Linked DNA regions of Homo sapiens: regions 1, 2 and 3 are each linked to region 4. Evidence: chromatin contacts called from ENCODE Hi-C or POLR2A ChIA-PET data. All regions are on one chromosome and are shown on one strand. Each heading gives the region's core, a stretch centred on a gene start or an enhancer-like site at or near the end of the contact. The rest is flanking DNA. Distances are from core to core; before and after follow the strand shown.

Region 1 (6,065 bases), core at 2,014-4,513, 270 kb before region 4:
GAACTTTAAAGTAGTTTTTTCCAATTCTGTGAAGAAAGTCGTTGGTAGCTTGATGGGGATGGCATTGAATCTATAAATTACCTTGGGCAGTATGGCCATTTTCGCGATACTGATTCTTCCTACCCATGAGCATGGAATGTTCTTCCATTTGTTTGTATCCTCTTTTATTTCATTGAGGAGTGGTTTGTAGTTCTCCTTGAAGAGGTCCTTCACATCCCTCGTAAGTTGGATTCCTAGGTATTTTATTCTCTTTGAAGCAATTGTGAATGGAAGTTCACTCATGATTTGGCTCTCTGTTTCTCTGTTGTTGGTGTATAGGAATGCTTGTGATTTTTGCACATTGATTTTGTATCCTGAGACTTTGCTGAAGTTGCTTATCAGCTTAAGGAGATTTTGGGCTGAGACAATGGGGTTTTCTAGATATACAGTCATGTCATCTGCAAACAGGGACAATTTGACTTCGTCTTTTCCTAATTGAATACCCTTTATTTCCTTCTCCTGCCTAATTGCCCTGGCCAGAACTTCCAACACTATGTTCAATAGGAGTGGTGAGAGAGGACATCCCTGTCTTGTGCCAGTTTTCAAAGGGAATGCTTTCAGTTTTCGCCCATTCAGTATGATATTGGCTGTGGGTTTATCATAGATAGCTCTTATTATTTTGAGATACATCCCATCAATACCTAATTTATTGAGAGTTTTTAGCATGAAGTGTTGTTGAATTTTGTCAAAGGCCTTTTCTGCATCTATTGAGATAATCATGTGGTTTTTGTCTTTGGTTCTGTTTATATGCTGGATTACATTTATTGATTTGTGTATGTTGAACCAGCCTTGCATCCCAGGGATGAAGCCCACTTGATCATGGTGGATAAGCTTTTTGATGTGCTGCTGGATTCGGTTTGCCAGTATTTTTTTGAGGATTTTTGCATCAATGTTCATCAAGGATATTGGTCTAAAATTTTCTATTTTGGTTGTGTCTCTGCCCGGCTTTGGTATCAGGATGATGCTGGCCTCATAAAATGAGTTAGGGAGGATTCCCTCTTTTTCTATTGATTGGAATAGTTTCAGAAGGAATGGTACCAGTTCCTCCTTGTACCTCTGGTAGAATTCAGCTGTGAATCCATCTGGAACCAAAAAAGAGCCCACATCGCCAAGTCAATCCTAAGCCAAAAGAATAAAGCTGGAGGCATCATGCTACCTGACTTCAAACTATACTACAAGGCTACAGTAACCAAAACAGCATGGTACTGGTACCAAAACAGAGATATAGACCAATGGAACAGAACAGAACCCTCAGAAATAACGCCACATATCTACAACTATCTGATCTTTGACAAACCAGAGAAAAACAAGCAATGGGGAAAGGATTCCCTATTTAATAAGTGGTGCTGGGAAAACTGGCTAGCCATATGTAGAAAGCTGAAACTGGATCCCTTCCTTACACCTTATACAAAAATTAATTCAAGATGGATTAAAGACTTAAACGTTAGACCTAAAACCATAAAGACCCTAGAAGAAAACCTAGGCATTACCATTTAGGACATAGGCATGGGCAAGGACTTCATGTCTAAAACACCAAAAGCAATGACAACAAAAGCCAAAATTGACAAATGGGATCTAATTAAACTCAAGAGCTTCTGCACAGCAAAATAAACTACCATCAGAGTGAACAGGCAACGTACAAAATGGGAGAAAATTTTCGCAACCTACTCATCTGACAAAAGGCTAATATCCAGAATCTACAATGAACTCAAACAAATTTACAAGAAAAAAACAACCCCATCAAAAAGTGGGAGAAGGATATGAACAGATACTTCTCAAAAGAAGACATTTATGCAGCCAAAAGACACATGAAAAAATGCTCATCATCACTGGCCATCAGAGAAATGCAAATCAAAACCACAATGAGATACCATCTCACACCAGTTAGAATGGCGATCATTAAAAAGTCAGGAAACAACAGGTGCTGGAGAGGATGTGGAGAAATAGGAACACTTTTACACTGTTGGTGGGACTGGAAACTAGTTCAACCATTGTGGAAGTCAGTGTGGCGATTCCTCAGGGATCTAGAACTAGAAATACCATTTGACCCAGCCATCCCATTACTGGGTATATACCCAAAGGACTATAAATCATGCTGCTATAAAGACACATGCACACGTATATTTATTGTGGCACTATTCACAATAGCAAAGACTTGGAACCAACCCAAATGTCCAACAATGATAGACTGGATTAAGAGAATGTGGCACATATATACCATGGACTACTATGCAGCCATGAAAAAGGATGAGTTCATGTCCTTTGTAGGGACATGGATGAAAGTGGAAATCATCATTCTCAGTAAACTGTTGCAAGGACAAAGAACCAAACACCGCATATTCTCACTCATAGGTGGGAATTGAATAGTGAGAACACATGGACACAGGAAGGGGAACATCACACTCTGGGGCCTGTTGTGGGGTGGGGGGAGGGGGGAGGGATAGCATTAGGAGATATACCTAATGCTAAATGATGAGTTAATGGGTGCAGTGCACCAGCATGGCACATGTATACATATGTAACTAACCTGCACGTTGTGCACATGTACCCTAAAACTTAAAGTATAATAATAAAATAAAAATTAAAAAAAAAAAAAGAAAAGCTGGTTAGGTAAGGCTGGGCGCGGTGGCTCACGCCTGTAATCCCAGCACTTTGGGAGGCCGAAGCGGGCGGATCCCGAGGTCAGGAGATCCAGACTATCCTGGCTGACACGGTGAAACCCCGTCTCTACTAAAAATACAAAAAATTAGCGGGGCATGGTGGCACGTGCCTGTAGTCCCAGCTACTCGGGAGGCTGAGGCAGGAGAATGGCGTGAATCCGGGAGGCGGAGCTTGCAGTGAGTCGAGATCGCGCCACTGCACTCCAGCCTGGGCGACAGAGCGAGACTCCGCCTCAAAAAAAAAAGAAAAAAGAAAAAAAGAAAAGCTGGTTAGGTAAGATGATTACCTTCTTTTAGCCTGGAAGCTGTAGTTAACCCTGACCTTTGAGAGTAGAGCAGAGGGTAGTTAACAGGTGCTAGAGCCAGATTGTCAGTCCCTGGCTGTGTGACCTTGAGCATCTTTCTAAGCTTCAATTTCAACATCTGTAAAATAAGGATGTGATAATAAATGTTTCTATTTCTAGAATTAGTTAAAAAGGAAATGAGATAATCTGTGTGAAATACTCAGTGGCTCACACATAGTAAGAACTCAAAAAGTCCTGCCATATATTGCTGAAATTGGAGAAGAACTTGGAGTGGAGAATGAAGATGATTTCTTGGTTCTCCATGAACACTGCACTTAACTCCCAATATAGGGTTTCCCAACTAGATTGAGCTACTTGTTAGCTTCCCCTAATTGCCTACATTATCTTTTTTCTTTGTTCTTTTTTGTTTCCCTAAGGGCCACATTTCCCCCACCTCCTCTCTGGAAATTGAACTGCAGAAGTTGTAATAGGTATGTGCAATAGGAAATGCTATGTAGGGCAGATTGACTGTGGCTAAAGCCCGGAATTCCCCCAAAAGAGGATGAGAAAGGTTACTGAGTTAGAAAATGTGGCAAGCAGAAGATGTTGAGGGGCATGGAGTAGTGGCCACAGGGAACTTGTGGAAATGATGTTAACACAGTGGTGACAGCAAAAGTTTGAAGACACTGGGAGGGTAACTATGGGCTTGAGGGGCAGAGTAAAAATACATTTCTAGGTCTGAGAATGAATAAATGAGTCATGAGATTTAAGGAGGTCAGATAATAAATTCAACTAGTGGCAGCCCAGTGGGATGCCCAGTGGGAAACAGAGGAGTCACAAAAGGTTTCACCACCCAAAGATCTTGAAAAGAAACTTTATTTATTTTATTTTATTATTATTATTTTTTTGAGATGGTGTCTCGTTTTGTTGCCCAGGCTGGAGTGCAGTGATGTAATCTCAGCTCACTGTAACCTCCACCTCCCAGGTTCAAGCAATTCTCCCACCTCAGCCTACCGAGTAGCTGGGATTACAGGTGCCCACCACCACGCTTGGCTAATTTTTGTATTTTTAGTAGAGACAGGCTTTCACCATGTTGGCCAGGCTGGTCTCAAACTCCTGAACTCAGGTGATTCACCTGCCTTGGCCTCCCAAAATGCTGAGTAGGAAACTATATTTATTGGGCAGCTGTTATATGCTAGTTAGTGTCACATATATGTCACCTCACATAATCCTCACAGCAACACTGTGGGGTAGGTACTCTTATCCCATCCATTTTGAATGAATAGAAGTGCATTTTGAATAATAACTTTTCAAGGTCACATAACTAGTCAATGTTAGAATTAGCCATGTTATTTCATTCACTTTAAGATAGTTACTTGCCTTCTGAAAAATCTGTAAAAGAATTCATTTTATTTTATTTTATTTTATTTTATTGATACACAATGTACATATTTTCAGGGTGTATGTAATATTTTGATATGTTCATATAATATAAAACAATCAAATCAGGGTAATTGTGATATCCTTCACCTAAAACATTTCTCTTTTCCTAATGTTGGGAACATTTTAATTATTTTCTACTGGCTATTTTGAAATACACAATTAATTATTTTTTACTATAGTCACTCTACTGCTTCATCAAACAGTAGGCTTATTTCTTCTATCTAACTGTATTTTTGTACCCAATAATCAATCTGTCTTTATCTCACCCTCTCCCATCCCCTTCCTAGCTTGTGAAATAATTCTATTAGAGATGACAACAATTTTATATAAACAAGAATTAAGTAGATACATTATTGCTAAAAACCGGTCACTAAGAGAAACAGCAGTAAGTGGAAAGTAAATTTGTCATAGTGAGGACAATGATTGATAAGCTAGGAATTACATGCACTGTAAATGCCAATTTAGAAATAATCTAAACTTATTTGAGTGTTCAAATGAGGACTATGTGCATTAGAATAGTTTTTAATATAAAATTTACTCTCTTCCCACAACACAAGAGTACTCCCTACTAAATCTGGTATCTGAAACTGCAAGTATCCAGAGAATTCGCTGCCCCACCAAAGTTTCCTAGTAGTGAGATTTTGATGTGTCCTGATTTTCTACCCTAGAGCAAAGGAGGACTGTCTTTAATATTTCCCCATGATCTGCCTCTGAGAGAATAAGATTGGGGATGAGAAAGTTAGATTCTTACTCTCTGCAGTAACAGAGCTTTGTAGAAGCAAGTTGAGGATTATTTGTTTGTTTGTTTGCTTGTTTGAGATGGGTCTCACTATGTTGCCCAGGCTGCTCTCAAATTCTTGTACTCAAGTGATCCTCCTGCCCCAGCCCCGACAGTGCTGGGATTACAAGAATGAGCCACCACTGCACTCGGCCTGGGGAAGTATGTAGGACTGGGTTCACTCTCAGGTATGATTTAGCATTTTTTGTTTTCAGGAAATAGAGAGATGCCTTTACACTAAGAAGAGGAACTCACTCTAAAAATCTAATGATTCTTTTTTTTTTTTTGAGACAGTCTCACTCTTGTTGCCCAGGCTGGAGTGCAGTGGTGTGATCTCGGCTCACTGCAACCTCCAGCTCCAGGGTTCAAGCAATTCTCCTGCCTCAGCCTCCTGAGTAGCTGGGATTACAGTTTCCCACCACCACCACGCCTGGCTAATTTTTGTACTTTATGTAGTAGAGACGGGGTTTTGCCATGTTGACAAGGCTGGTCTCAAACTCCTGACCCACCCACCTCGGGTTCCCAAAGTGCTGGAATGACAGCCGCTGTCGTGAGCCCCTATGCCCTGCCACATCTAATGATTCTTTGGTGTTGTAACGATGAATGTGCATAGTGCAGGGCTGTCTCTTGTAGTCAAGGACCAGTCCCCGTGAGCAGGGCTTGGATTATAATCCCCAGTAAGCAAGAAGAGGAAGTGAGTAAGAGAAAAATTTGATGAAGAAAGAAAAATACTAACAGGTTCCAGGTTTCCTTTGTTTTTCTTTCTTTTCCTTTCTTCAGCTTAGGGTGGGAGCTAAATCACAACTTTCAAAAGGTCAATATAAATGTTATTCCCTTAGGGCAACAGAGATGGAATCCTTA
Region 2 (6,089 bases), core at 1,771-4,270, 490 kb after region 4:
TATCTAAAGTGCCTAGCACTGGACTTGGTAAATACTAGAAGATGTAGCTATCATTAGAGTCCCAGGATCTAGCTGTGCACGGCCATCTCTCTGAAAATGTATAAATAAATAGTAATTTAGAAATAAAGTTTATGAAGACCTCTAAGGCTCTTTCAATAACTACAACATCCATTTAAGCTAAGTCATCTTAGCATTCAGGGGTTGCCTACCCAATAATATTTAACCTGTCAAGGATTGTGTTACACACAGAGATGTTCTGCATGAGGAAAAAAAGAAACCTCTTACGTGCAGGACTCTAAAGGGTGCAGATCCCTAAAAGGGGTTCCTATCAACTCCATAAACAGTTGATGCACTGGCAGAGATTGACTGGGGGTCGGGGGGCAAGAACTAAGTGAGATGGAACAAAAGTGGGCAAAGTGTAGTAACTATTTAGAAACATCTAGCAACCTTCAGCACCTTTGCTAAAGATGCTGCTCTCTGCTTTGACAGTTCAAAGGCTCACATGTGTCTCTTCTCCCAGGCAGGGATTAGGGTGCAGCAAGCAAGTCAGGATATGACAAGTGCAGGATTAAATCTTACCTTTATTTAAATTTTTGATATTTTGTTCATCATGTATTTTTTGCACTGAGTTTTAATACTTTTATATAATACTTATTAACATAATATTTATGTTGATTACTGAGTTTTGGCAGCTACCCCTTAAAATTTTTTTTTTTTTTAGACGGAGTCTTGCTCTGTCGCCCAGGCTGGAGGGCAGTGGCACTATCTCAGCTCACTGCAAGCTCCGCCTCCCGGCTTCACGCCATTCTCCTGCCTCAGCCTCCCAAGTAGCTGGGACTACAGGTGCCAGCCATGATGCCTGGCTAATTTTTTGTATTTTTGTAGTAGAGACAGGGTTTCATCGTGTTAGGCAGGATGGTCTCGATCTCCTGACCTCGTGATCCACCTGCCTCGGCCTCCCAAAGGGCTGGGATTACAGGCGTGAGCAACCGCGCCTGGCCACCCCTTAAATTTTTTACCCCAGTACCTACCCTGCTCTTCTCCTCTGAATTTTAAGTTGTTGAAATATAGGAGTGATATGTTTGGTGATTCACCAGAAGGACTTACAAGACCCAATCACAAGTTATATTCATAACTAAGATTTAGTACAGCAAAGAATACAGAGAAAAAGCGCAGAAAAAAAAGATATGCATTGATGGAGTCCAGAAAGGTCCAGCAGAGACTTCTGAGGTCTTTCCTTGTCAGACACATAGGAATGCTCTCTCTCTAGCAATGAACTTCCGGTAGCTATGTGGTATGGCCCTACTTAGGAACACCACTTGGAGCTCAGAGACTGAGGTCTTTGTGGAAGTAGGGGAGTAGTTGTGACATACACTTATCTTGTGCAACCATTGCTACACAACAGGCCATGGCAATAGAAACTCAGAACCCCAACAATAAAACCAGGGGCATATCATCAATATTGATGTGTATGCAAAGCAACTTGACACGCCAGCATGGCATGGTCCATCCCTCCAGGAATATATAACAAAGTCCGTCAATCACCAACACAAGGAACACTTGGAGGGCCACATTTCTAGGGGGTGGTGAAGGGTCAAACATAGTTCTCTTGGAGACACACAAGAAGAAAGCAACCAGACCTGCTGCATTAACTCTTTTCTCCCAAGGAGTCACGTGGCTAATCACAATATCACCTTTATTATAAGTAGTCATAATGCTACACTGTGCTCATTGAACAATGTGGCTGGGATCTATGTCAACAGACTTCCTACTATTCCCTTAAAGCCTAGACATTGGGGTGACCCACCTGTGGGAGAATCTGGGGCTGCAAAGAAGAAACTTACCTGTGCAGGTAAAAGAGGTATTGTTGCTTTGCACAACTATCAAGCCCCAAAAGTGAGGCTATAGTATGATGGCCTTCCAGATCTATCTGGGCAGGTTTAGGGCCCACTTCCCATGTGTTGTGCAGAAAGACAGTGGGAAGAGAGCATACCTGTCCCTTGAGCAGAGCATCCCCAAAAGGAGAGAGGATAGGCACAAGTTCATTCCTTTGTGTCAGCTTAACAGATAAGCTCACCTCTAAACATGGGGAGAAGTGAAGGGATATAGGAAACAGGCATATTTTCTCAAAACTGGGCATTTGAGCAGATTTTCCAGTGGAAACATGAGAACAAGTATATGAGCCATTGAAGGGAATGGCCCCCAAACCATGTTTATCCCTGAGAATAAAGTTTCACCCTACACTTCCAGTAAACGGGAAAAATGACATCTCCTCTAGCCAGAGTCCAAAATCAGTTTTCCTGTTCAAGGTGTGGCTTGAGGTGAATTCCCACGACATTAGATGCACACGCTTTTGCCCTTCCACAGAAAGCCACATTGTACTGACTACCTAGCTCTTAGGCAGTTGCATGAAGCCTCAACAACTTCAGTTGATGGCACAGAATAAGAGTCGGTGAACAGTCCCAGGGCCATATCCGACCCTCCACTTGTTTTTGTAAATAAACTTTCACTGGAACACAGCCATGCCCATTTGTTTATGAATTGTCACTAGCTGCTTTAGCATTACAACAGCAAATTTGAGTAGTTGCAACAGAGACCAAATGGCCTGCAAAGCCTAAAGCTGGTATTATCTGATCCTTTACAAAAAAAGCTTGTCAACCCCTACACAGAAGAAAAGCACTCTTGCATTATTTATGCCACCAACGCTCAAAGAATCAGATCTGTAAGTAGAGTTTCTAAATCAGCTACAAGAAAATGAAAGTAAATTTGTATTTTGCTGGTATCGCACTATTAGAACAAGTTGAGAAGAAGGCCAGTATAGATAAGGAAAAAAATTAACATTGTTTTTATAGGCTCTTGTTCTTGAATTCGAGTGCATATAAATTCAAGCTGCTTGCTTGATTTTTATTTAGCTCCTCCAAAAACTTTAATCAAGCCCCTTGCAGTTGCAAAGCCTGTCTTGAGTCTTGTGAAAGTCAAAGGGGAAGTGTTCAAATACCTGCAACGTGATGCAGATGGCTCTGGGGAACAGATGGGTGGGGAGGAGTCAGAGAAAGGGGCCCAGATAGGATCAAACAGTAATTAATGTTGCTCACCTCTCCACAGAAGGTAGAGAAATTTTAAAAATTTTTATTAGACATATTCTTTTCATCTTATTCATACTATTCAATGCTTTAGTAAACTCCTCTTTTTAAAAAAGAGAATATAATATCATTATAAATTATAAAATTATATTGTACAGGCCAGGCACAGTGGCTCACACCTGTAATCTCAGCACTTTGGGAGGCCGAGGCAGGCAGATCACTTTGAGGCCAGGTGTTCGAGACCAGCCTAGCAGGTAGTAGCCTAGATGGTGAAACCCCATCTCTTCTAAAAATACAAAAAAAAAAAATTAGCCGAGTGTGGTGGCACATGTCTATAATCCCAGCTACTCAGGAGTGTGAGGCAGGAGAACCACCTGGACCCGGGAGGCGGAGGTTGCAGTGAGCCAAGATCATACCACCGCACTCCAGCCTCAGTGACAGAGCAAGACCCTGTCTCAAAAAAAAAGAAAAAAGAAATTATATTGTACATACATTTCTACAGCCTGCGCCCCCCGCCCCCTCAACCCCCTCCCCTGCCGCCAAAAAAAAAAGTGTCTTGTGGCTGGGCACAGTGGCTCACACCTGTAATTCCAGCACTTTGGGAAGCCAAGCCAGGTGGGTTCCTTGAGCCCAGGAGATCAAGACCAGCCTGAACAACATAGTGAAACCCTATCTCTACAAAAAAAAAAAATACAAAAATTAGCCAGGCATAGTAGCAGGATTCTGTAGTCCCAGCTACTTGGCAGGCTGAGGCAAGAAGATCAAAACCAAAATTGCATATCAACTGGCCAAGATATTTTGCTATAATTATCTTTTGAGTGTGTCATTAGTCAGACTCTAAAGTCTAATTGGTACTCTTGGAAGTCCATTTGTGAGGAGGGGACCGCTGTCTCCAGCCCCTTTGCATTTTGCAGCAGCAGTACTAGAATTTTTGCAGGTGATTCAATGTCTTTGGCATTAAAAAAAATTGCCCCGGGCTGGGTGCAGTGGCTCACACTTGTAATCCCAGCACTTTGGGAGGCTGAGGCGGGTGGATTACCTGAGGTCAGGAGTTCGAGACCAGCCTGGCCAACATGGCAAAACCCCGTCTGTACTAAAAATACAAAAATTAGCTGGGTGTGGTGGCGGGTGCTTGTAATCCCAGCTACTCGGGAGGCTGAGGCAAGAGAATCACTTGAACCCAGCAGGCGGAGGTTGCAGTGAGCCAAGAGCATGCCATTGCACTCCAGCCTGGGCAACAAGAGCCAAAAAAACAAAACAAAAAAAAACCTGCCTCTGGATGATGGGCAAATGCAGGGGATAGGAGGGTTCACTTCATTATTTTATTTTTGTGGATGTTTGAAAATGTTCATAATAAAAGACTTCAAAACTGATCATTGAGCTTAGTTGGTTCTATTATGCATGGACAGCCACACCCCATTCTCTTGGTCTCAGCAAACCAGAGCTTATAATTTTCATTAGCAGTTATTACTAGGGTTGCAGCAGTGCCTTGAGGAGAGAGAAGTAAACTCGCTCCCTTAATATTTCAGAGTGGAGCATGCCTTTGAGAGGCATAACCCGACATCGGAATAAAACGAGAAAACAATGTGAACCCTGAATATCTGAGACATGTCTCAGTTAATTTAGAAAGTTTAATTTGCTGGCCGGGCGCGGTGGCTCAAGCCTGTAATCCCAGCACTTTGGGAGGCCGAGGTGGGCGGATCACGAGGTCAGGAGATAGAGACCATCCTGGCTAACACAGTGAAACCCCGTCTCTACTAAAAATACAAAAAATTAGCCGGACGGGGTGGCGGGCGCCTGTAGTCCCAGCTACTCCGGAGGCTGAGGCAGGAGAATGGCGAGAACCCAGGAGGCGGAGCTTGCAGTGAGCCGAGATCGCGCCACTGCACTCCAGCCTGGGTGACAGAGCGAGACTCCATCTCAAAAAAAAAAAAGAAAAAAGAAAAAGAAAAAGAAAAAAAGAAAAAAAAGAAAGTTTAATTTGCCGATTTTGAGGACATCCACCTGTGACACAGCCTCAAGAGTCCCTGATGACATGTGCCCAGGTGGTGAGAGCACAGCTTGGTTTTATACATTGTAGGGAGGCATGAGACATCAATCAACATATGTAAGATGAACATTGGTTCAGTCAAGAAAGGCAGGACAACTCAAAGTGGGGAGGGGGCTTCCAGGTCATAGGTAGATAAAAGACAAATGGTTGCCTTCTTTGAGTTTCTGATTAGCCTCTCCAAAGGAGGCAATCAGATTTGGATTTATCTCAGTGAGCAGAGGGGTGAGTTTGAATAGAATGGGAGGCAGTTTGGCCCTAAGCAGTTCCCAGCTTGACTTTTCCCTTTAGCTTAGTGATTTTGGGGTCCCAAGATTTATTTTCCTTTCACATTTACCCCCTTTTCTATTTAAAAATCTTTTGGAGAAATCATTTTAGAAGAAAATGAGTTTCTGGTCTCAGGTTTCATCTGATCTCTCATGGCTAGGGTGGTTTATTCCTAGACAGGTAGGTGCCAAGTTATTAGGAAAGCTTATTTTTAGCAGCTTGTGAAGCCTCACATCCTATGAAAAGAAAATAGGGGGAAGAAGGGAGAAGAACAACAACAAACAAAAGAACAATCCTGGAAAATCTGTATAGGCCACATTACTCCATTTTGGTTGTTTGTTTGTTATTTGTTTGTTTTGAGACAGAGTTTTGCTCTTATCAACCAGGCTGGAGTCAGGGGCACGGTCTCGGCTCACTGCAACCTCCACCTCCTGGGTACAAGTGATTCTCCTGCCTCAGCCTCCCAAGTAGCTGGGATTACAGGCATGTGCCACCACGCCTGGCTAATTTTTGTATTTTTAGTAGAGACAGGATTTTGCCACGTTGGCCAGGCTGGTCTCAAACTCCTAATCTCAGGTGATCTGCCCACGTCAGCCTCCCAAAGTGCTGAGATTACAGGTGTGAGCCACTGTGTCCAGCCTAAGTCATATTACTCTGAAGTCTACACATGGACTTCAGAAAGTGGCTTATAT
Region 3 (5,758 bases), core at 960-3,459, 340 kb before region 4:
TGTCATGATAATTTATCATAATTCGTTATAATTTATAAATTATGATAATTTGTATATATCTGTTTAATATACTGATGCATTATGTATGGATATAATATATCTATTATACATAATATATAGATATATCCATATATTATATCAATATATAATATAATTATACATATATATTATCGATGTAATATATAATGATATATATAATATATGACATATGATATATAATGATATATATGTGATATATATCATGGATATATATTTATAATTATATAAATTATGTAAATATTTAAATATAAATTTATATATTTGTAAAAATTTATGTTTATAGATTTTTATATAATTATAAATATATTATAAATATATGTAAATATTTAATATAATGCATAATATGATTATATAAAAATATGATATAATACATATTGACATATAGATATATATCACATATATCATATATCAATGTCATATATCATATATTGACATATATATCATATATACTGACTTATATATCAATATATATCATATATATAAAACCTTGAAAACCATAGCATCTTCAGTATTTTTGAAGGCCTATTTTTTATTATTTAAATATTTATGATCTAATATTAATAATGTATTTTTTTTTCTTTTATTTTGAGACAAGGTCTCACTCTGTTGCCCAGGCTGGAGTATAGTGGTGTGATCACAGCTCACTGGAGCCTTGACCTTCTGGACTCAAGTGAACCTCCCATTTCAGCCTCCTGAGTAGCTGGAACTACAGGCATGCATCACCACACCCAGCTAACTTTTGTATTTTTTGCAGAGATGGGGTTTTGCCATGTTGACCAGGCTGGTCTTGAACTCCTAGACTCAAAGGATCTTCTCATCTTGGCCTCCCAAAGTGCTGGGATTACAGGTGTGAGCTACTGTGACTGACTGTATGTAATAATATTTTAAGATAGGTACTACTTATTATTTTTCCCTATGTGTAAGTATTTTAAATGTTAAAAAAATTTTAGGATAAGAACTATATTTTGTTTTGCTAATAAGCAGAAAAACAGAGACTTAGAGAAGCAGAGCTAGGATTCGAATCAAGTATATATGACTCCAAAGCCCAGACTCCTATTCATTAGAGCACAGTACTTTAATAAGTTCACATCTGTGAGTCCTTTTCAGAGTCATTAAACTCTGTTTAGCTCTCAGCATTTTGTATATTTTGGCTTGTTTTCTTTTAAATACCATATGGCTTTTTAAGAATGGAGATATAATCTTACAACTAATCACTATCCTAAGAAAATTAATAAATTTTGCTGAGCTGATAGTAAGAGTAACTGATAGTAAAAGTGACAGTAATTGGAAACATTTGTAAGATATTTCACATTTCGCAAACTGTTTTTCACATGTCCACATTTGCAACATATTGTGAAACAAAAATATAGTTTACGAAACAACATGTATTGCTGATGCTAATAAGTTTTCCAAAATTCATACAATGGTGAGGTTATAGGTAATTTTTAATTTTTATAATTTTTCTTTATTTAAAAACTGTAGACTTACGTATCCTTTTAATAATAATTACATTTAATCTTTTATAAATTTTTACGGCATCCTAAAGAGATTGAAGGTAAACACCAGACTTAACATTTTTAAAAAGTTAAATATATTTTTATGTATAGAACTTCTGTGATTTTATCAGGAACACATTAGATGCCTGTAGTTGAATGGCCAAAATTTATGACATTCATTTCTCATAGCAATCTGAAGTAGATACGATAGTTATTTTTTTTTTTTTTACGAATGAAGAAACTACAATTTAGAGATGTTTGAATGATTTTTCCCAAACTCAGACAATTAATAATTTATGAAGCCAGAACTAGAAGAAACATTTTCTAAATATGAACAAGCAGCTGTAGACTCTTAACCCCATTATTATTCCATATTGAGGGCCAAACATAACCAAATAAAGCAGCTACGGTCCCCTGCAACCAGGAAAATGAGGAGAAAATGCCCTGGAGAAAATGAAGTCAGAACTTGGAAAATCAAGTGGTGATGGGATCCCCGTAGGTTGCTATCTGCTGATGGGTGTGCCCTTTCACAGTGGAGCCAGGGGTGTCAGGACACCCTGAAAATCCAGGGGTGTGGTACTCATGGAAAGAACAACTCTAGCTGGCCTCTGGCCTCCCATGCCGCAGGGCCAATTCTTGCTGGGTGTGCTCCAAATTACCCCAAAAGGTGACAGCAACAACTGTGCTAGTGTGTCAGCCTTGGAGCCAGGCTTTCTCCTGACTCACATAAACATGGCCCAAATGTGCAGCTCTAGAGCCAAGCCTCTGTTCCCTACTCAAAAATTCTGGATAAACTAGTTAGTTCTTTCAAATCCAGTTGCTTAAAATGACTTACCTTGCTTTACATATGTTCATTTCTCTCCTGCGTCTAGGTAACAGCTCTCCTATGAAGCAGTCATTCTAGAGCACTTGTTAAAAACTCCTGTTCTAGAGTGGCACTAGGGGGAGTCAGGCTGGTTCCTGAGCTTGCTCAGGTTCTGCTGTGATGTGTTGGACAACCAGATGGGCCTAGGTCTCATCTTCACTAATATCCAGAGAACTTTGCAATTGGAAAATAAATCCAAATACCCCAAGTGATGTAGGTTGAGATGTACCAGTGTGGGATCCGGGATGTGAACTAGGGAAGTATTAAATTCTAAGTCAGTGCTGGTAGTGGATATGGAGAGGTTAAGCTTCCTTGTGAAATACTAGATTCTGGGGATGAGAAGGGGAGCAGATAGAACCCAGGAAATTTTGGTTGAAATATTAAGATGGTCACAAGACAGAGTTGGAATTACAAAACAAGAGAGGCAGAAGGAAGTGAAAAACTGAGTGGTATTTAGCAAGTAAATGGTATTTAGTGTCTTGTTAAGTGTGCAGAAAAATGTGAGTATGCTTGTAGTGTTTGTTTGTTTAATTTTTTGCTTTGATTTTAGGCCGTTTAGCATCCATTCCAGTTTCTTTTGGTAATAGCATCTGAATTTCCATTTGGAAATGATCTTTCTCCATCGTATACAGTCTAATGGGCAAGGAAGGCCAGTTGGAAATTATCTGTCTGAAATTTAGATTATGAGCAGAATGATGAAAGTCTGTTAATTATTGGCGTTCTTTCATGACCGCATCACTCCCTGGGGCAATGCTACACTTCCTGCCACTACACTCTCTGGAGCAGTCTAGTTTCTGTATGTTCTGTGCCTCGTTTCCTTCAATCCTGTGAGTCCTGTGAGCTCCCCTACATCTTTCCCATAAATTCCCCATTTGCTTAAGTTAGAGTCAGTTTCTGATCACAACCAAAGAATCTTCACGAATACTCTCATACTCCAGATTAGGTAAAGTAATTGAAGGTGAACCTTGTGATGTTCACAGTGTTAGCAGTATACCGAAACAACATAGCCTGTTCTGTTTTTGAGAGAATGAAGCTGTAACGCCAAATATTTAAAACGGTCAGGAGTGGAGGAGGTCACTGGAGGCTAATATAGCAATGTAATATAGTTACTGCCTAATTTATTTAGAGTTCGGCCTGAGGATGTGAGTTGATTTCTTTTTCCCTCCAGCATTTTATTATCCAAAATTTTCAAACATATGACTAAGTTGAACAAATACTATGATGACCACCCCCTATGCCCATTATCTACATTGTATTATTAAAATTTTACTATGCTTGTGTTGTCACATATCTATCCATCTAACAGTCTTTCTATCCACCTAACAGTCTTACTAGCCATCCTCTTTTTGTTTATGCAATTCAAAGAAAATTGCAGACCTTAATATACTAACGTTACTATTTTGTATCATGAGTATCATCAAGAGTTAAATATTCGTTTATAATTTTTTTCTTTTGATGTAAAATGTACATACAAAGAAATGCACGAATCTTCATGTTAATTTCCTCAGTTTTAACAAATGCATCCATTGGTGTAGCCCAAACCCCTATTAAGATATAGAACATGGCTGAGTGCAATGGCTCATGCCTGTAATCCCAGCACTTTGGGAGGCTAAGGTGGGCGGGTCACAGGGTCAGGAGATCAAGACTATCCTGGCTAACATGGTGAAACCCCGCCTCTACTAAAAATACAAAAAATTAGCCGAGTGTGGTGGCCCGTGCCTGTAGTTCCAGCTACCTGGGAGGCTGAGGCAGGAGAATCGCTTGAACCCGGGAGGCGGAGGTTGCAGTGAGCCGAGATTGCACCACTGCACTCCAGCCTGGGCAACAGAGCAAGACTCTGCTTCTAAAGAGATAAATAAATAAATTAATTAAAATAAAATAAAATAAAAATAATAAATAAGATATAGAACATGACTTTTGCCCAGAAAGTTTCTTTTGCTCTTTCCTAGACAATGTTTCTTCCTCCCCCAAGGTTAACCACTGTGATTTTTTTCCAAGGGAGCTTACTTCCTGTAATGGGGAAACAAGTGAGCCGACACGACAGCTGCCTGGGCCTCTAGTCATGGGGGTGCTGAAGCATTATTGGGATTGTAACTGATGGACAAAATCTTAATTAGCACTACTGTCAGGGAGAGTTCTGTAGGTGGCTGGAGGGTGTTTGCTTAGATAAGCACTCTGGATGGATGGAATTGTCTTCTAGGAAGCGTGCTTGAGTCATAGTTGATGGGTCTCTGGTCCAGGGACAGTGCAGAAGAGGCTGAAAATTGTGACCCTGGTCCTCCCGGTACAGCAGCACTTAGCCTCGTTTTTAAGTAAAGGTCACACACAGACCTAATAATCTCTATTTGAAGGGACACAAATGATTAGCCTACCTTTAGTATCAAATTACTGGCCCATAAAGATCCCCAGATGTCTCTGGGCATGAAGTGAAATCAAAACGTGGCAATTTTGTTCATGTCACTTTAATTACTAACAGGGAGACAACACACCAGGTCTTAACTCATCCATTTGCTACAGAAGGCTTAACTGAGAAGACTGGAAATGGGGAGGAAGAAAGGGTGGAGTTATAAATTCACAGATGGTAGACTCTGGACATTGGAAAGGGATGGGCTGGAATCTGAGGAAGACAGAATATTCTCCCCTTTCTCTGTTCCTTTTTTCCCAGGGAAGGTCCAGGAGGGTCTGTGGTTATCATGAATTGGTGAAATTTCAGATTCTGATATTTTCTCTCGCTTTCTTTGCTACTATTTTCTGCCACAGGTCACAGGATGACCAGACCACTTCACATAATTCTATTTTAAGCTTGCCCTGTATGGACAGGCAGGCTCCTTAGTTTTTTCAAAGGGTGATCTTTACCTGGAAATAAAAATGTATGCAGTTGCTCAGTATTAGGGCACTGCCCTTTTTCTTCTGGAGGTTTATCATTCATGTATCCCACAAGACTATTCTCTTTTTGGTATTCCTCCTTAAAAACATTCACATGGCTGAATCAACATGATATGTAGGTCTCGGGATTCTGAGCTCTTTAGAAACACCTGTTGGGAGGGCTGAAAATGGGACTCTGTGGCTACCTGGCTGCCACATATCCCTAATTACCTTGAGGATTTTAGTTTATGGCCCAAAAAACCGTGGGTGCAAATAAGAGACTTCATCTATATTTTCACACATAATTTTTCTTATGAAAGTAAATTCACCCTACCAAAAAAAGTAGAAAAATTCATAACCTGTCACCGTAACAACTGTCATTAGCATTTTATGTTAGCTCTCCATATGTTTTATAAATTTGACATAAGCTTATTACCTCTGTATATTTTACATTGTTTTTACATCTATTCAATCAAGAATTTTCCCAGGTTGC
Region 4 (6,081 bases), core at 1,853-4,352:
AGCTCACCAGAATGTCATTCCTTGACTCTGTCTTCTTCCTAGATGAACTGTCTACTTCTCTCTACTTTTCCACGTTGGTTTTCTATGTGATGTTCGGGTTTTTAGTTGTATTTAGTGGAAGGAAGAGGAAAAAGCACATCCACCCCCTCTTCTTATAAGTAGAAGTCTACTGTGTAGATTTTTATATCTTTGAATGTTGACCCAAGTGAATGTATTACTATTAAAAATAATTAAATAAAAAATAATGCAATGAAAACAGTAAAAAGCAGATAGGAGATGTAATGAATTACAAAATCAGATTAAGACATTTACCTATCTCAGAAGAAATTGATATAAAATGTATACAATGAGGCTAAAGATAATAAATATGGAGGGTAGATCTAGAACATACATTGTAACAGGATTCCCAAGAAAAACTAGACTGTTCCAGGATCCACACTCAGTCCAGGTGGAGAACAATCAGTAGAAGACAAACAGTAGAACATACTTGACAATTCACAAACTGCCCAAAAACAGCTGGTAAAAAATCTGAAAAGCAAACAATATCTGCAGGAATTTAAAAGAAAAATCAAATTTAAACAGGGAGCTAAAGTTTCTCAGTTATCAAACTGGCTAAGAATTAAATTTGATGACATGCTAAATTAGCTGAAGTATCAGAAATAAGCACTTTCAAACATTGCTATTGGTTGTGTAAATTGTTGCAAGATTTCTGGAGGGTAATTTTGTAACATATATTAAAATTCCTAAAAAGGTTTATTGCATCTGACCTAATTATGTTAGTTCTATTGCTGTATCTGCAGGAAATAGTAAAAAGATCTGTGTAATGATTTAGCTATAGTATGTCAGTTTTCTATATAATTGCAAAAAATTAGACACAATTATATTAGCAAAGTCCTTGGAAGTATTTACTGTGTATTAGGTACCTTTCTAAGCCTTTTCTACTTATTAAATCATTTAATCTTTCCAATAACCTATGAGCTTGGTGCTATTCTTATTCTCTTTTCATAAATGAGGAAAATTGAACACAAAGGGGTTAAGTAAATTGCTAGGATTTGACAGGCAGCAGACTCAGCCCTGAGTCCATATATTTCAACACTCCATCTGCTGCCTGTCTTGATAACACTTACGCAACCTCCATATACATTTGATAACATGTATGCAACATCTAATGATTTATTATGTCATCACCAAAATAATGCACACATTGATATTTAAAATATAAAAAAGTTCTAAATTTATTGTTAATGGAAAGCTGTTAGGTTAGTAAATAATACAAAACAATCTTAGAAAAAAAATCTAAGTGTAGATTTTTGAAGTGTAGAATATTTATGTCAAACAATTAATGATTTTTCCTTTAGGGCTGTGTTGTTCTGGAATCATCTTCTAGTTTCTGTTGTGAATATAATGTATTACCTGTTAATGCTAAGTTTGGCCAAGTGCCAGATAAATTCACAGTTATTGCAATAAGAAAATAGATCTTTCATAAGAATAACTAAATTTTCTCAGAGTTCTCTGAAATTGGATGAGTAGATACCTACTTTCTTCCAAAATTGTCTCAAGTATACAAAAATTAAAAACTAGTTTCATATAGCTTTGCAAAGCTTATTAGAAAGAGGTTGACAGTTATAGAAACAGAGATAAAGATGTTTTCCCTAAAATATTTGAGGTTTATTATTTAAAAATGTCTTAAAAATTATGTCTCCAAATTGCTTGAACCTGGGAGGCAGAGTTCTGGTGAGCCAAGATCACGCCACTGCGCTCCAGCCCAGGCAACAGAGCAAGACTCTGTCTCAAAAAAAAAAAAAAAAAAAAAAAGTGTCTCCTTGATTTCTCAAATAATTGAGAAATTATTTGAGAAATGAATGAGAAATAAATAAGAGTTGATCTACCATTTGATACAGCAATCCCATTTCCTTTGGTATACACTTAAAGGAAAATCAATCATTCTGCCAAAAGGCACATTGTACCCATACGTTCATTGCAGCACTATCCACAATAGCAATGATGTGGAATCAACATAGTTGCCTATCAATGGTTGATTGGATAAAGTAAATGTGATACATATACACCATGGAATACTATGCAGCCAAAAAGAACAAAATCATGTCCTTTGCAGCAAAATGGACACAGAAACAGAAAAGTAAATACTAAATGTCCTCAAGTATAAGTGGGAGTTAAACATTGAGTACACATGGACATAAAGATGGGAACAAAAGACACTGGGGAATACAAGAAGGGGGAGGTCTCTGAAGAAGGGAGGCAAGGGTTGAAAAACTATCTATTGGGTACTATGCTTACAACCCGGGTGACAGGTTTAGTTGTACTGAAAACATCAGCACTACACAACATGTCCACATAACACACTCGCCCATGTACTCCCTGAATCTAGAATGAAAGTTGAAGAAAAAAAAGGAATATAATACCCTCTGCCTCCAAAAAAAAAAAAAAAATGTGTTTCCTCAGGCATTTCCTGGTCATCTTTGCTTTGTTCTTAGAAATGAAATTTATTTGTGGTTTTTTGCTCTCTCAGTGTCACTCCTCTGTAAGTCTTTCTCTCATCTTTGATCAGTTTATTTTTTCTTACCTGTCACTTCTGAGGGTACTCTGGGAATGGGCTAAAATTAGGGCAGCTGCTTTTTTAGGTTGCCATAAACAAAGCAACTGAGTGATGTCAGGCAGAATGATGCTGAGAGTCTCCTGAGAAGGTGATCTGAGTCAGAAAGTGACTTAAACGAGTGAAGAGAAGATAAATACATAATACTAATGGACTGTCTTAAGATTCTTAAATATAATGCATCCAAATAATTTTAAAAATCAAGATAGCAGAAGAAGAGGTGACTTTAAATTATGTTTCATCCATACTTGAGTAAAGCATCAATTGAAATAAGAAGGAGCATCACACTAACCACCACGGTGTCAACATGGCTAAAAAAGAAAGTCAGAAAGCAGTGTCATGCCAACACTTCTAATTTTAATCACAGCTCTAAATGGTCAAGAACACACCCAGAAAATGATAGTGTGTATCTAAGTCTGGGTTTTTTTGTGGTTAACATCTCTCTGACGTAACCTTAGATACTACAGGTGGTTTCTCTTCTTATGGGCAAAATGCTATATACGGTGTGTACTTTCCAGAGACTGTGGTTTGAAAGAGCAATGCTGGCCAGTTGCATAATTACAGGTCTGACGATGAAGGTTGTAAGAAAAACTAACCCTGTTGAATCTCTTAGAAGTTTTTAATTAAGAGGGATTCTGTAAAGAAGACATGTAACGGCTTACAGGTAAAGGCTTACCTTGATTTTGCTTCATTCAGAGGACATGACCTCTTAGAAGGCAAGGTAAACATCTAGACACACATAAATCTTTGTTTGTAATGATAAGAAATGTACTGGCAAATATATCAGACCCCCACACCTATGGGTCTTTCCTGTTGATGTAGTTTCTGACCTTCCAATATGTAATGACTCAGTACTGAAGGCCAAGTGCGAGTGGTGAGTGGTTTCTCTGGTGATCTATACCAAAATAAGGGCTTATAAGTGTTCTATCTTGGTGGCTGTGCTACTGAAATAGATCTGAAACAAGTAAAAGAATAGTTACCTGAAATACACTTGCTATAAAGCTTTGACTCCACTCTAACCGGGATACCTCTTCACAATAAAGAACACTATGGTTAAAATGATGGAATGAGCACCATATCGAGTTCTCCTCTCCCAGATTCTCATGGAGTGACACATAGACCACGCAGAAAAGGAAACAGTCAATCGTGCTGCAAATCAGGAATGGGTAACAGATAAATGCAACCCATTTGCAGCTGGGGAATTTCTGCCAGCTGTAATGGGAATGGGCAAGGGTATTGAGAGCTATTAAAATGGATACAATCTACCCTCTTTAGAATGAGTACGTAAGTCAGCAGCACTAGGACACTGCAAGTGTGTATTTGCACTGGAGAGGCTCTGAGACTCCTCCTCGGTATCAAGGCAACACCAAGCTCCATAGCAGTTTTCAGCTTTGCTCCTAGATCAAGCAGAAAGCCTAGTCCTGAGGAGGAGAATCTAAAGCTATCATCTATAACACACAGTTAGAAATGTGAGTGTAAAGTTGGGGAGAGAGGTTTGAACTAAAAATAAAAAAATCTCAGCATACAGATGGCATTTATAGCCTTGCAACCAGAAGAGATCACTAGGGATGAATACAGATAAAAGGGAGATGTCATCCAAGGATTGAGGTGTGGGCTGTTCCAACATTAAGAAACAGGAAAAGAAGGAAAAAAGAAATCTGGAGGCAAACAAGACGAAGGAGTGAACCGATAACTCCTAAACTATTTCAACTATTCCAGAGAGGACTCTTGATGAACATGGTAGTAAGAGGCTTTTCTTTTCCCCTCAAGATTTCCCCAATATGACAGTAAATGTATATGAATAAGAATCAATCTATGTACATGCTGAAACCAATCCAAGTGCCATCACTTTGACAAATATTCAAAAAGCGGAAAGTATCTTAGTGTTCTTATCCATGGGTAAGACAAGGCACAGGAAAAACTAAATTGCAGCTTTTGCAATACACACAAGCCAAGCGTGAGGGGAGGGGAGATGTGATTTCACATGTATAAAGTCTCCATGCTCTGAGTCAGCAAATACAGAGACAGGGGTGGGCTGTGGGTTGTCAATCAGGATGGTCGACTAGAAGATTGTGTATAGAGCAGGTGGGCCAAGAGGCCTCATGTCTATCCCTGTAAACTGCTATCTGAATAGATCAATTTGCCTGAGAGGTCGTTGGTGTGGGTTTGAAGGGTCCTAGGTGTGAGGCAATACAGAAAATGGGGAGAATATCATACTCTTTTGGGTAATGGAAGCAGTGAAAGAATAGCAAGTAGCTCTCCCTGGGAGTGAAATACGTCAAAATATTGTATCTCAGAGTACAGTCTTCCATCACTTTGGAACTGTGGGGATTCTGACTCAGGCTGCCTATACTTCCCTATGAGCCACATAATCAGAGCCCAGAGGTAGCCATCCCACGGAAAAGAGGTCACACTGGGTGAATATACCAACAAAACAGCAAAGGGACCCCACTTCTACTACCAATACGAACCAGAGCAACTCTTCATTTGTAATTATGTATGGTGAATAAAAAAAATCATCAAAATAATTTTCGGAAAAAAGGGCACGAAAGAAGAGAGGCAGAAGAAAAAGGAAAAATAAATATCAGGAAGAGAAGCGAATGTAAAAGTTTTGTGATTTTTAAAAATATTTCTTCCATAAAATAGAGGAAATAAGAATTAATGTATATTAAATTTATCTTATCAAATTAAAATAATGGAATACCATTATTTGGCAATGCATAAATACATGATCACATAATTGCAGATATTTTATTTTTGTTTTTTGATGTTTAGAATCAATCTAGTCAAAGCACCTAAATCTTAATTTGTTCCAGAACAAAATGCAAATATTACAGATTCATAGAAATGAACATATAGTTGACAGCGTAGAAATAGGTGTATAGTTGACTGATTGTGAGAGTAGAGAGCAGGGAGAAGTGATGGAGGGAAATTTGGAAGCTCTAATTTTATGTAGCACAATCCAGAATCAGTAGGTAACCTTTATTTAGAAATATTTGTGAAAGTTGTGATAAACAATATAACATTAGAAGTTAACATATCTCAGGAAAAAGAAAGGGAGTTTGAGTCAGAGTGCTGCATATTTTTAAAAAATTGATCAATTCAGAAAGAGAAATGCAAACCTATTTGTTAGAATTGCACTGGTAATCACCAGAAGAACTAACACTATAAATGGGTGAAGTGGTTAGCACTTAGGCTGGGACTAGAGATGAAAAGGAAGAAGGGAACTTTTATTATTTTTTTAATTTTTACCCTCTTGTGAGTTTTTTTAAACAACATTTTTATGTATTACTTTCATAAATAACAATTATTTAAAAATAAACTAACCAAGATTATAGAGAAAAACTCCTGAGTTTTTCCTAATACAATGCTAATACAAATGCTAATGCCAATACAAAACTCTAACAGAGATGAAAATGATAAACTTTTAATTTTATGAACTTAATATTGATGCAAATATATGTAAA

What was found. A loop is a pair of places that touch in the nucleus more often than their neighbours do. ChIA-PET counts read pairs that join two places held with the same protein, here RNA polymerase II (POLR2A). Pooled maps may share reads with other maps.
Region 1: a map with no recorded cell type shows a loop between it and region 4 (16-fold over the local background). The contact joins two enhancer-like sites. A Hi-C loop is called at or near these places in 7 of 37 single-sample maps with no recorded cell type and 3 of 50 pooled maps. POLR2A ChIA-PET finds 5 or more read pairs at or near these places in 2 of 52 experiments (BJ and RWPE1).
Region 2: a map with no recorded cell type shows a loop between it and region 4 (5-fold over the local background). The contact joins two enhancer-like sites. A Hi-C loop is called at or near these places in 4 of 37 single-sample maps with no recorded cell type and 2 of 50 pooled maps.
Region 3: a map with no recorded cell type shows a loop between it and region 4 (6-fold over the local background). The contact joins two enhancer-like sites. A Hi-C loop is called at or near these places in 4 of 37 single-sample maps with no recorded cell type and 4 of 50 pooled maps.

What each region holds. Positions count from the first base shown.
Region 1 is chr9:111,076,034-111,082,098 of GRCh38, reverse strand. No RefSeq gene overlaps it. Among named protein-coding and RNA genes, the nearest start is that of LPAR1, 41 kb to the right of the region's middle. RefSeq lists an enhancer at 3,624-3,673. Within about 2 kb of position 3,263, at least 2 of the 41 ENCODE cell types and tissues checked have a DNase peak (open chromatin) inside an H3K27ac peak, as active enhancers do.
Region 2 is chr9:110,313,367-110,319,455 of GRCh38, reverse strand. All of the region lies in intron 4 of TXNDC8 (thioredoxin domain containing 8), which reads left to right. Among named protein-coding and RNA genes, the nearest start is that of TXNDC8, 21 kb to the left of the region's middle. Within about 2 kb of position 3,020, at least 2 of the 41 ENCODE cell types and tissues checked have a DNase peak (open chromatin) inside an H3K27ac peak, as active enhancers do.
Region 3 is chr9:111,145,907-111,151,664 of GRCh38, reverse strand. No RefSeq gene overlaps it. Among named protein-coding and RNA genes, the nearest start is that of LPAR1, 110 kb to the right of the region's middle. Within about 2 kb of position 2,209, at least 2 of the 41 ENCODE cell types and tissues checked have a DNase peak (open chromatin) inside an H3K27ac peak, as active enhancers do.
Region 4 is chr9:110,805,817-110,811,897 of GRCh38, reverse strand. MUSK (muscle associated receptor tyrosine kinase) reads right to left here. Exons shown (of 15, transcript NM_005592.4): 15 at 5,340-6,081. Among named protein-coding and RNA genes, the nearest start is that of MUSK, 140 kb to the right of the region's middle. RefSeq lists an enhancer at 3,126-3,175. Within about 2 kb of position 3,102, at least 2 of the 41 ENCODE cell types and tissues checked have a DNase peak (open chromatin) inside an H3K27ac peak, as active enhancers do.